3 separate regions of the Homo sapiens genome follow, and regions 1 and 3 are each linked to region 2. A link is a contact called in ENCODE Hi-C or POLR2A ChIA-PET data. All regions are on one chromosome and are shown on one strand. Each heading gives the region's core, a stretch centred on a gene start or an enhancer-like site at or near the end of the contact. The rest is flanking DNA. Distances are from core to core; before and after follow the strand shown.

Region 1 (3,559 bases), core at 819-3,318, 65 kb before region 2:
TAAGTACCAGGGTGATATGATCAGATATATGCTTTAGAAAAATCATTCTGGCAGCTATTATATATTCTAAATGAAGATAAAACATCTCCTTAAGACCTCTGAAGTATTCCAGCTGGTTCCTGAAGAAGGGATGTCTATAATTCTTGCCATATATCCTCTTAACATACCATAGAAACATTATCCCACCTGAATTCTGGCTAACTAGACTTAACCATGACCTGGAGAAATAGGTTTGGGGTAGTTGTTACATTTTTCCTAATAACCCTGGACATCAGGCACACCCAGAGAGGCCACTGTAAAGGAAACCCAGCCTTTCCATATTGATGGGGTGTTTGTGTCAGCAGCCACTAGCAAGGCAGGATGTTCTACACACTTTTCAAGGGGTGAGATGCCATTTTCCCTCATGTAGATACTCTATGGGAGAAACATGCAAGAGAAAAAAGAAACCTTCATGTTGGGCTTTCTTTTTGCTGACAATAAGATCATGCAACAATATCCTATTTGCATGAAAATGTAGCCATCTTACAACAGGAACTATACATTCATAAGCATACTTTTGAATGGACCATTTGGAAAACTTTTTAGGCACAATCGAATTTATGCAGTATCAAGAGATACAACTATAAATGGCCTGATTTTTGAGTCTAGGTACGTTTTGGGATTAAACACTGTTCCTAAACACTGGAAGAGGAGAAAAGTAAAGTTTAAAGAGAGGATATGGCCCAAAACTGTGGAGTCTCAATACAAAATTGTAAATGAAAATGATCTTGAAGTCACTGTGGCTTCCAGCTTGGCTTCTAGAAAAACAAGGGGGTCCACAACCTTACACGTTCATTTGCCCTGGCAGTTGAAAGTTCATCTCCTTAATTAGGAGTTTTGCTTCTATGACATAAAGAGCCCTCTAATAGAAAACCTATTTTATTTTTACCTGATGGCCCACTGACACAGGAAGTTCTGATCAGTTGTGATGTAAATCTTAGGAGCTGTTTTGGGTTTTGTTGTTGCTTCACTCTGAGTAGGTTTAGGGGAACAGCAGTCCTGAGAGGACAGGAGTTAGTAGGGAGAGAAAAAAAATGGAAGCAAGGCTTTGACCTGCCGGAGAGGAGCCCCTGCTGACACGGTCAGTCTGACCCATTGAATGGCCTGAATACGATAAATGCCGCTTTATCCTGCCTTGAAAGGCACGAGATAGCACAGTCTAAATGCCTGGGCATGCTTAAATAGGCGACTCGGGATGTTTGAGTTGAGAGTGTTTGAAATCTGAGCTCTCTGACAGCCTGGGAGCTGCCACAGGTCACCTGCCTTGCTCCGTAGGGACAGGCCCAGGTCTCACAAGAAATTGTCCGTAGACGAATTGTAGTACAAATTCCTTTCTTTGTTGGTTGGCCTCTTTCACTAGACCATGGCCTATAAAATTTTGTAAAAACAATTCTTAAATATTATTTGAAAGGGCAAATGGCCCACGCTGAAAGGTTTGACAGTTTGACATATAGTGCATGGTTTTGATAGCTCGGAAACTGAAAAGTGTGGCCAAGATTCTCCCCCTGCTCGTTAGAAACCTGGTGTTTTTTTAAATAGTGTCTTGTTGCTGTGCAGAGTTCCTCTGCTCCTTGAAATCTGACAGGCAATGAGTCTGCTCCAGTGATCTTAAATCCTTTTAGACTAATTTGTGAGAGAGTAGCAAAGTACTGTAGCTAGCACCTTTGAGTCCAGCATCCAAGAGGCACAGAACCAGGTATTGCCAATTAAGGAGCCATTCCGATAATCGTATCAAAGCAGATTGCTTTAGAGTCTTATAATGCCCGAGCCTGTGCCTAGAGAGAGAGGAACCCAGAGTTTCACTTCAATGAGGGGGAAAAAAGAGACTGGAGTGGCCCGGTCTCATCAGAGCCCAGGAAGTTGCAGGGAGAGGATTTCTGCATTAGAATGTTGCATATGTGCGGCCTGTGTGTGCGCAGCCCCGGCCGCTGCCTCTGCATAGCCAAAGGCCATTTTCAGGAGCCTCTGGCCCCTCAGTCACTGGCCTGCTAGTTAATTGCCACACGGACTTCATGACACATGGGCAGATAATATGACATTTTCAGTTTCTGTCACTAGCAAACGCCACAACGTTGCTTGCACTAGTTGCTAAGAAGCTGTCAGAAACCATTAGCGGTTGGCTAAAGTCGCCCTATGGCATTTCCTCATAGCATCAGCAAAACGAGCATAAATCACCCACTGGAGCCTACTGCTATCCTAATGAGGCTGTAAGCTTGTTTATGGACTAGCATCATTTTTATGATTATTTCCACCTTTTCAGTTTGCCTTCATTTGGCGGCAGGAGAAGTCAGCTCCAGGAATGAAGTCACTGCTGACATTTTACAAATGTGGTTCAGAGCTGCTGCCTGCTGCCGTGTGGTCGGCCGGCGGTTCTCCAAGTTTGTTTAGTGATCTCAAAAGTAAAAAAGGAAAGAAATTCTCGAGAGACCACATTGAGGTGACTATATCAAATTGCGGAGTGAATGGAAATGCTAAAGGTACAATTGACCATTTAGACTTTCCTCTGAGGTTGAGACATTTCCAGATCAATTTTCAATTTTAGAAAGTGGAAGAGGTTAAACAATTTATTAAAATCTATGAAAGTGTTTGCTTTTAGAATAGTCTGTTTTATTATGCTCTTCTCCTTCCCCATCTTCTCCATTTCCCTAACTTGTGTCGGAAAGGAGCAGGGTTTATTGTTTTAGGCTTTTCTGAACATGCACCAGTATTTACACTGGATTGAAAGCATTTGCTTCCAATGAAAATCTTGTCTTAGATTACAACCCAGCAGTGTAATTTCCCTCCCAGATGGGAGTAAAGTAGCTGTATTTGCCTAAAAACAGTAGGAAGAACAAACTGTGCATTAAGCCAAGGCTGTTTTTGGCTTGAGCTAATGATGTAATAGAAACCTTTTATTCAGGAGAGGTCACTGCCAGGGACTGAAGGGGGTGATCTGGCTCCTGCTTGAAAGGTTTCTCCATTGTATCTACATAAGTCTTCACTTAAAAAATTCTGTTCCTAATGCTTCTGCTTTCATACAGCAGAAATAAACAGGAAAGGTTCTGGTGAGTGTTACACATGGAATGCAGAAAGCCTTCCTCTCCTAATGGAGTATATAATTCAGGTGCCCTCAAGGCACGCTTTCAGGAATTCTTTTGCCTGAGGTAATGGGAAGCTAAGGTTGCTTTAAGGCCTTGATTATCTATTGATGCACAAAGCTGGAAAAAAGTCATCTCTGCTGGATTATAGTAGATATTTCCATAAATTATCAATGAATTCTCTTCTAGGCAGGCACTATGCATTGCTTGCTAAATTAATCTGAAGGGGTTTGAGGTGGATAAAAAGGCTATTTTTTTTAAAGGTGGAAAATAATCATGGGGAGGTGGTGAAAACAGTATTGTAAGGTTATAAGCTTTTCATTTTTAATCAATGATCAGGTCGTATGTGTCTTTTCCTTGGTTACCTTTTGCATATTGAAAGTGGATTAGCCCATTGAAAATTTAAATGCTGTTGAGTTGTTTTCTTTTCTCATGTTTCTTTA
Region 2 (3,577 bases), core at 716-3,215:
GTCTAATTCATTTACTCACCATATTTGAATTGGCCTGAACAGATGTAAATCGGGAAGGATGGGAAAAACTGCAGTCATCAACAATGATTAATCAGCTGTTGCAGGCAGTGTCTTAAGGAGACTGGTAGGAGGAGGCATGGAAACCAAAAGGCCGTGTGTTTAGAAGCCTAATTGTCACATCAAGCATCATTGTCCCCATGCAACAACCACCACCTTATACATCACTTCCTGTTTTAAGCAGCTCTAAAACATAGACTGAAGATTTATTTTTAATATGTTGACTTTATTTCTGAGCAAAGCATCGGTCATGTGTGTATTTTTTCATAGTCCCACCTTGGAGCATTTATGTAGACATTGTAAATAAATTTTGTGCAAAAAGGACTGGAAAAATGAACTGTATTATTGCAATTTTTTTTTGTAAAAGTAGCAGTTTGGTATGAGTTGGCATGCATACAAGATTTACTAAGTGGGATAAGCTAATTATACTTTTTGTTGTGGATAAACAAATGCTTGTTGATAGCCTTTTTCTATCAAGAAACCAAGGAGCTAATTATTAATAACAATCATTGCACACTGAGTCTTAGCGTTTCTGATGGAAACAGTTTGGATTGTATAATAACGCCAAGCCCAGTTGTAGTCGTTTGAGTGCAGTAATGAAATCTGAATCTAAAATAAAAACAAGATTATTTTTGTCATGCTGACTCCACTGCTTGAAAAATTTGTTTACTGCCCCCCAGATTTTTAAAGATTAATACAGTAAATATAAAAATTAATTTTGGCTCCCTAAGCCATATATGTATTTGACAATTTTAACCGCAAAGTAAGTTGTTTAATAATAACCACTGATTTCTTTAAGCTGACTTAATGAACTCCTAATATCAGCAAATTTGAGGCCTAAAGGCACTAAACTAACTCTAGACTCAGAATTACATCCAACAGAATTACTCATCTAATATCAGTGAAATTATTCTTGCACATAAAGGCAAACCTAAGTACAAAGTTAAGTCTTTTACTAAAGGATGTTACCTAGGATGAGCAGTATATGTTTATTAGGAAATTAACTACATGAATTGAAGAGACCAGACTTCAAAATCTAATTTTTATAAATATGCTCTATGTTCTCATTGGATAAAACTGGTTATTAACCAATTTTCCAGAACAGCTGTACAAGATTTCTGCATGGCAGCCGGCTAAATGGTAGAAAATAATATGTTTAAGCTGGAATAGCTTATAATTTTATTTAAATAAAATTGCTGCTATAAAAAGTGCTTCCCAAAGCTAAGGAAAATATACAAATATTTTAATTAAGGCAAATTCGTTTTAAAAAATAAGCCTTTCAGTAGTGATTGCTTTGTAAACAAAGGATGGGTCGGAGGAGAGAGAGCCTTAAACTCAAGTCTGACATTCAGGCCCAAGTCACCCTATAAACCGGCCCTTAGCAATTCTATTTTCTATTCGAAAAGAGAAACCAGCTGTGGGTTGGCTTTACTAGGTGATGTGTGATTGACTGACTCACCTGCTGGAGTAGCAATGCATTCTCACCTTTTGCTGATGGGGCCTTGTTTCTAAACACGTGGATGCGCAGAGAGCAAGGCTCAGCCTACTGCAGCCATCTCTGGCAGCGCTTCTACCCCTCCCCAGCCCATAGATGGGATTGTTTAAATCTCCCTTGTTGACCTAGTGGCAATTCTTCCTCTACCTAAATAGTCGATGTGAGTGAAATCATTCTCTTTTGATAGGTGGTTGCTAGCAGTTAACAACCATTTATTTACTTTAACAATTAATAATAAACTTTATAAACTGTCTATTTGCTCCTCCTCTCCAGTACATGCCCGGGTGAGTTGGTTATTTTCAGCCTTTATTCCTGAGGAGGCTCAGGATGGGTGGGGGAGGGAAAGAAAGGGGAGGAGGTGTGGTGGGGAGAGGGAGAGAGGCGAGAGGGAGAGACAGAGAGAAAGAGAGAGGCGCTAGGGGAGGGAGGTTTACAAGTGAAGAGTAGTTAGGGAATATGGTGACTCTGAAGAATCGAGATCAGCAGTGTCCAGGAATTAGAAAAAATAAACTGCTATTTCCGTGAGTTCCCCCTCTGTGAGCCATTTAGGTGAGAGCCTCGCTCTTCGCAGTTCCTTTCTTCCCCTGCCTCGATGCCCTCCCCTCTTAATGCTATTTTAGCTTTTCCTCTTGTAAATTTCAGAGCCAGCTCGAAGGTTATTGAGGACACTTATCCGAAAGAGGCAAATAATAGAGGTGCTGAGAGTGTTTTTGATGTTTCCTAAAAGGCAAAAACAAAACGCCCTCCTCTAAACAAGGGCACAAAATTGTACCTGGTTTTTATTTTTATTTGGTGGTGGGGGGGTGGGGGGGTGGGGGGGGGGTGGAAAGGGGGCTGGCTCTGGCTGAATGAGACTACTTTTTAATATGATTTAAATTTTTTTTTCAAAAAATTAAAAATATTTTACCCTATCATATTTAATCAGCTGTAATTATAACACATTCAAAATGAATAATATGCCTTGACAGTATTTTTATTGTTATTGTTCATTGCATGATGTTCGACTGCTTTAGAAGCACAGGAAAGAGAAGTAAACGCGCTACAAATGGGGAATTACCCTCGTTTAGCATTAAAATTCATTTAGATAAAATTGCCACAAACATTTAAATGGGAAGATTAGTTCCCCCTCACGCCTTATTGCACTCGCTCAATGGTTCCGTTAAGAACATTTTACACGTTGGAAATTCCGTCTTCTCAGACGGCTTGCTGTTTCCTAGTTACCCACATTCAAAGCAAAGGCAGCAGCAAAGGCAGCCGCAGCAGCAGCAGCAGGGAAAAAAAAAAAGTTTTGGCAACTGGTCTGCAATTCATCCGCTGCTCGCCCCAGTCTCCCCTCCGCCCGCTGCAGTCTGCCCCCACCCCTTCCCCTTCCCCACCCCTACCTCTTTCCCCTCATTATGTAATTCGCAGAGTCCAGTCCTCGAGGAAACACGTTGCCTAGTTGTGTAGTATTTATATACAATGTTAAAATACAAAGAAAGACCCTAAAGTCAGTCGAGTCGGTTCCTCTCTGGGTCTCCCTCTCCCTCTCCTGTTCTAAAATGAAGATTTAGCTTGAATGTGCTGAGTTTCTCACATCCCGTACCCTGAGGCCACAAGGCACGTTTTTTGGCTTTCATTTCTGCCAGGACTTTTCCAGGAAATTCACCACTGCTTTTCGCTTGTATTAGAAACGTGTGAAAGAATTCGTCTGAAAAGTCCATGCACCGTCTAGCTTTTCTCTCCCCCCTTTTTTTCTTCTCCTTCTCCTCCTCCTCCTTCTCTCTCTCTGTCTCTCTCTCTCTCTCCGCCCCCCACTCTCGCACTCCCCCATCCTCCTCTCTCCCCCTCCCTTCGCAGAGCCACAGGAAAAGAGGAAAGTCGGCTTCGACTGCCATCTTTTGGGGATTTCGAAAAACGACTCGGTAGGAAACGGAGGGAGGCGGAGGCGCGGGAGTGGGGGAAACCCCCTTATTATCCAGTGTCGGAACTGGCTCCCTTAATCTGATGCTTAAATATTTGATGTGGAAAAATTACCCATAAAAT
Region 3 (3,880 bases), core at 6-2,505, 93 kb before region 2:
TGCCCTGTGGAAATCCATGGAATTAAGAACTCTAGGTTCCTGGAGTGATAAGAGGTAAGCAAATGATTAGATATGCATGCAGGGAAAAAATTCAAATGCTCATAGAATAGAAATAAGGGTCTATATAATTTGCAAGTTTAATGTAAATGCAAGCCACTAATACAACCAATAATTTAATGCTAATATGTGAGGATAAGTAAATGTTATTCTAATTATTTCCTATTTGGTGTGTTCTCAAAGAGTTCTGAGCAAAAAATATACTGCATTGAAATATTTCCCTGGCTACTCAGGATGAAAATGTGGTCTACTAACAGCTGTGGCCATAATGAAACCTCTGGGATACTAGTGACTAAAATTTCTCTTTAGATAGAAGTTTGGGACAATTTGAGATGGCAGAATCTAAGCCAGAGTTTCTTTCAAGGAGATTTAGCACACTGGGATATTATGTGATTTATCCAATGAAGGTACAGGCTGAGATCTAGCTCAATATGCCCTTTTAAGTAGTCACTAGAATTATTTAATAATGCAGAATATATTTTTGGTAAAAAGATTTGATCTTTTTGTCTGTTTTTCAAAGTGCAAATTTCCTCCTGAAGATAGACAAGTCTTGGGTACGTTTTTGTGAGAACAGACCCTTTGAATGAAATTTTAAAACCATCAGAAAGTCATAACATGTATAATCAATAGGGAATTTCTTGCTGTCTAAGAAAACGATAGGAAAGAAGAGTTCCACTCTCTCCAGTCTTCTTTGCTAAGTCTCATTTCTCTACTTGTGCATTTCTTTGGAGAATAACTGCTTGCTGACTTCTACTTTCCTATGAAACTTTTGTGAAGAATGGTGGAAATCTTTGCAATGACAGATGCCATTGCAGATTATTATGATGTCCATTACTTGGAGAATGAAATTAGGAAGAGTTTATTTCTGACATGGCACATACCCTTCCCTGCAACAGAAAGACTGTAGCCTAGAATCTCTGTTAAAAAAAAAAACAAAAAAACAAAAAAACACATCCTCAGGATTTCTGGTGATTCTCTGGTTGATGTGGTAGAAATGAGCAGAGAGGCAAGTCTGCTGCCTCAGGCATCCTGATCCCCTGCAGCAGGAGGGCACCCAGGACATGTAAGCTCAGGTTCCTTTTGGCTGCATGAGCAGGGAAAGTGGAAGGCAGGGTATCCTACATTCTTCCTACTACTCACTGAAGGATGTGGCAAGGGCATGAATTGTTTGTGGTTGGCTCTCTATTCTGGTGCTAGGAAAGACTTCTGTGTTTATCTGCATCTTTCTAAGCCCCCATTGCTATGTAGCCAGCTCCCAGGCCACTTTGTGGGAAAGCTTTCTTTGTGATGGATGACGTGGCATTTCTTGTCACTTCCTCAAATTCCTTCCTGCTGCCTATCAGCATTGCTCTGGACTTATCTGGGTTGAGCTTCAGCCAGCTAAAGCTAATCCAGGTTCCTATTTCAGAGGAGCAAAATGACAGCAATGACGCTGCCATTCTTTTGGTTTGTGACCTAGGATGCTGGGGAGAAAGAGCAAAAAGAGGAGGGTTGCAAGAGTTGGGGCCTGTTGGCTTGATTTTTCAATCCTGGTACCTTGAGCATCTCTTTATTCTCATGAGTCTTGCCTCTCCATAAGGCTGACAGTATTATTTATTTTCATGTGCAGTTGGATGTAACTTTTCCAACTCTGACCTGAAGTGGCATTTACCTGAGATTGGTTTTATTCCATCTACTGAAGTTGGCGCTGACAATTTTGAGCCTCTTAAATGAAGTCTTATGAAATGGAGTTTAGAGGATCAGAGACTTGTGGCTCTTTAGGTCTGATATTTCTTTTTTTTTTTTTTTTTTTTTTTGAGACGGAGTCTTGCTCTGTTGCCAGGCCGGAGTGCGGTGGCGTGATCTCGGCTTACTGCAACCTCCGCCTTCCAGTTTCAAGTGATTCTCCTGCCTCAGCCTCCCGAGTAGCTGGGATTACAGGTGCACACCACCACACACCACACCCAGCTAATTTTTGTGTTTTTAGTAGAGACGGGGTTTCACCATGTTGGCCAGGATGGTCTCAATCTCTTGACCTTGTGATCTGCCTACGTCGGCCTCCCAAAGTGGTGGGATTGCAGGTGTGAGCCACCATGCCCAGTGATATTCCATTATTTAATAAATATATTTACTGAAAATCTACTATGTGCCAGGTACAATGCTAGGTGGGAAATTTTTCAAACAAATAACTCATTTTTCATGCATTCAGATTCTGAAATGTGCCCACCCTCGTTCATTTGTGAGCCTCACACCACCACCCTTATGGTGGAGCAGAGATTGGTGTCTCTATTTCATAGGTGAGAATAACCTAAGGCCTGACAGGGTGTGAGTGAGAAAACAACAGGACCTAAGTCAGTCAGGTTTCTCAATTGCAACAATTTTCTTTTTTACCAGGTTAAGAAGTAACCTAGTAACTGATATCTTTTTGGTTCATTTATTTTTGAAATGTGTCTACCAGTTCTCTCTCTCTGTCTCTCGTTAGAAAGAGAGAATACAGAATGACATATGAGGAAGGATCTTTAGAAGAAAGTGATCAGGCACTGCTTAGCATTATATTTCTTGCATTCATTTATTCATTCACGGAGACCCTTCTGTATAGAGGGCATTGTGCTAAGCTCTGGGATGACAGAAATGAGTAAGACCAATCCCTGTCCTCAAGGAATTGGTAGTCCAGTGTTTGTTTCTCCCTTTACCCCTGAATTGAGAACTGTCTGGAACACACATATTTCCCAATGTTGCTCTCTTTAGGAGTTACCTGCTGTCTCATTCAATATTCCTGATGCCATCTAGTGATATTCAGGCATGAGGGGGCTTCAGTGTAGGATCAGAATGGAAGCAACCCAATATTGGTCTCTACTCATGGAGAACAGGCTTTTAATAAATCAGATTTCTACGTGAGATGGTTTGACTTTTTTGGACACAGGAACAGCCTAAACTCACCCATAAAATGGAAGTAGTATTAGTACCTACTTATAGGACTGCTGAGAACATTAAACAAGTTAATATATAGAATTTTGAACCATACCTGGCAATGGTAAGCATTATGTATGTGTTAGCTGCTGTCATTACCACATCATCATTATCAGCTGATTAATTTTTCTCTGTGGAAAAAGAGATTCTGCTTAGGACTGGTGTCCATTTCTAAGGGGAGTTATGCTTATTTTTTTTTTTTTGTCTTTTTTTTTTTTGTCTTTTTGTGGAGAACGGGGTCTCGCTATATTGCCCAGGCAGGTCTCGAACTCCTGAGCTCAAGCTATCCTCCTGCCTCTTGCCTCCCTGAGAGCTGGGATTACAGGCGTGAGCCACCGCGCCCGGCTGGACTGGTGTCCATTTCTAAATGTGAGTGATGCCTTCCAAGAAATTGAGAATCTAGTATTATTCCCAAATATATATTTATTTTACAACGAAGACTGTTTGGCTGCCCTTTTGTGTCAGGACAGAGGGCATTGTAAACTTGGTGGGCCATCAAGATTTTCACTCTTATAGGACTCCCTTCCACTGTCCATCACTCTGAAATGTTCCACAGGTCTGCTACTTTTACCTGAGGAGGCAGTGATGAGGAAGTGAATGGTTGAGAAGGGACGCAGACTGATAAAATTCTTACCACAAGGCCTTGGGTCTACTGGATTCCTTTTAAACAACTGCTTATGTTCCTTCTATACCACACATTAAAGTGTCTGTGAGAAAATGAAGTTTGTGGTGTCAGTTAAGATTACAGGTTGAATGGCATACCTCTTCTTGATGGTCAGATTGGGTTAAGGTTGAGTGTCCTTGGGGGTCCTAGGTGGAATTTCCTCACAGGAGCCAAGTTAGGATGGGGAATATATTTGGCCACTAACAAAGT

What was found. Hi-C counts contacts between places; a loop is a spot of excess contacts on that map. ChIA-PET counts read pairs that join two places held with the same protein, here RNA polymerase II (POLR2A). Pooled maps may share reads with other maps.
Region 1: a loop to region 2 is called in a map of endothelial cell of umbilical vein, with 8 times the contacts of the local background. The contact joins the enhancer-like site here to the promoter of LINC01798 in region 2. A Hi-C loop is called at or near these places in 6 of 168 maps with a recorded cell type or tissue (PC-3, PC-9, aorta and 3 more) and 8 of 50 pooled maps. POLR2A ChIA-PET finds 5 or more read pairs at or near these places in 4 of 52 experiments (HEK293T, HepG2, PC-3 and 1 more).
Region 3: a loop to region 2 is called in a pooled map, with 2.4 times the contacts of the local background. The contact joins the enhancer-like site here to the promoter of LINC01798 in region 2. A Hi-C loop is called at or near these places in 5 of 168 maps with a recorded cell type or tissue (PC-3, PC-9, aorta and 2 more) and 8 of 50 pooled maps. POLR2A ChIA-PET finds 5 or more read pairs at or near these places in 2 of 52 experiments (HepG2 and Panc1).

The regions. Positions count from the first base shown.
Region 1 is chr2:66,506,608-66,510,166 of GRCh38, forward strand. The region is part of intron 7 of MEIS1 (Meis homeobox 1); the gene reads left to right. Among named protein-coding and RNA genes, the nearest start is that of LINC01798, 66 kb to the right of the region's middle. RefSeq lists enhancers at 585-3,559, 646-1,589, 984-2,511. Within about 2 kb of position 2,069, at least 4 of the 41 ENCODE cell types and tissues checked have a DNase peak (open chromatin) inside an H3K27ac peak, as active enhancers do; they include PC-9 and endothelial cell of umbilical vein, where a contact is called at or near this core.
Region 2 is chr2:66,572,065-66,575,641 of GRCh38, forward strand. LINC01798 (long intergenic non-protein coding RNA 1798) reads left to right here and starts at 1,966. Exons shown (of 6, transcript NR_110156.1): 1 at 1,966-2,101. MEIS1 (Meis homeobox 1) reads left to right here. Exons shown (of 13, transcript NM_002398.3): 13 at 1-1,805. RefSeq lists enhancers at 1-805, 3,200-3,577.
Region 3 is chr2:66,480,021-66,483,900 of GRCh38, forward strand. All of the region lies in intron 7 of MEIS1 (Meis homeobox 1), which reads left to right. Among named protein-coding and RNA genes, the nearest start is that of MEIS1-AS2, 42 kb to the left of the region's middle. Within about 2 kb of position 1,256, at least 6 of the 41 ENCODE cell types and tissues checked have a DNase peak (open chromatin) inside an H3K27ac peak, as active enhancers do; they include PC-9, where a contact is called at or near this core.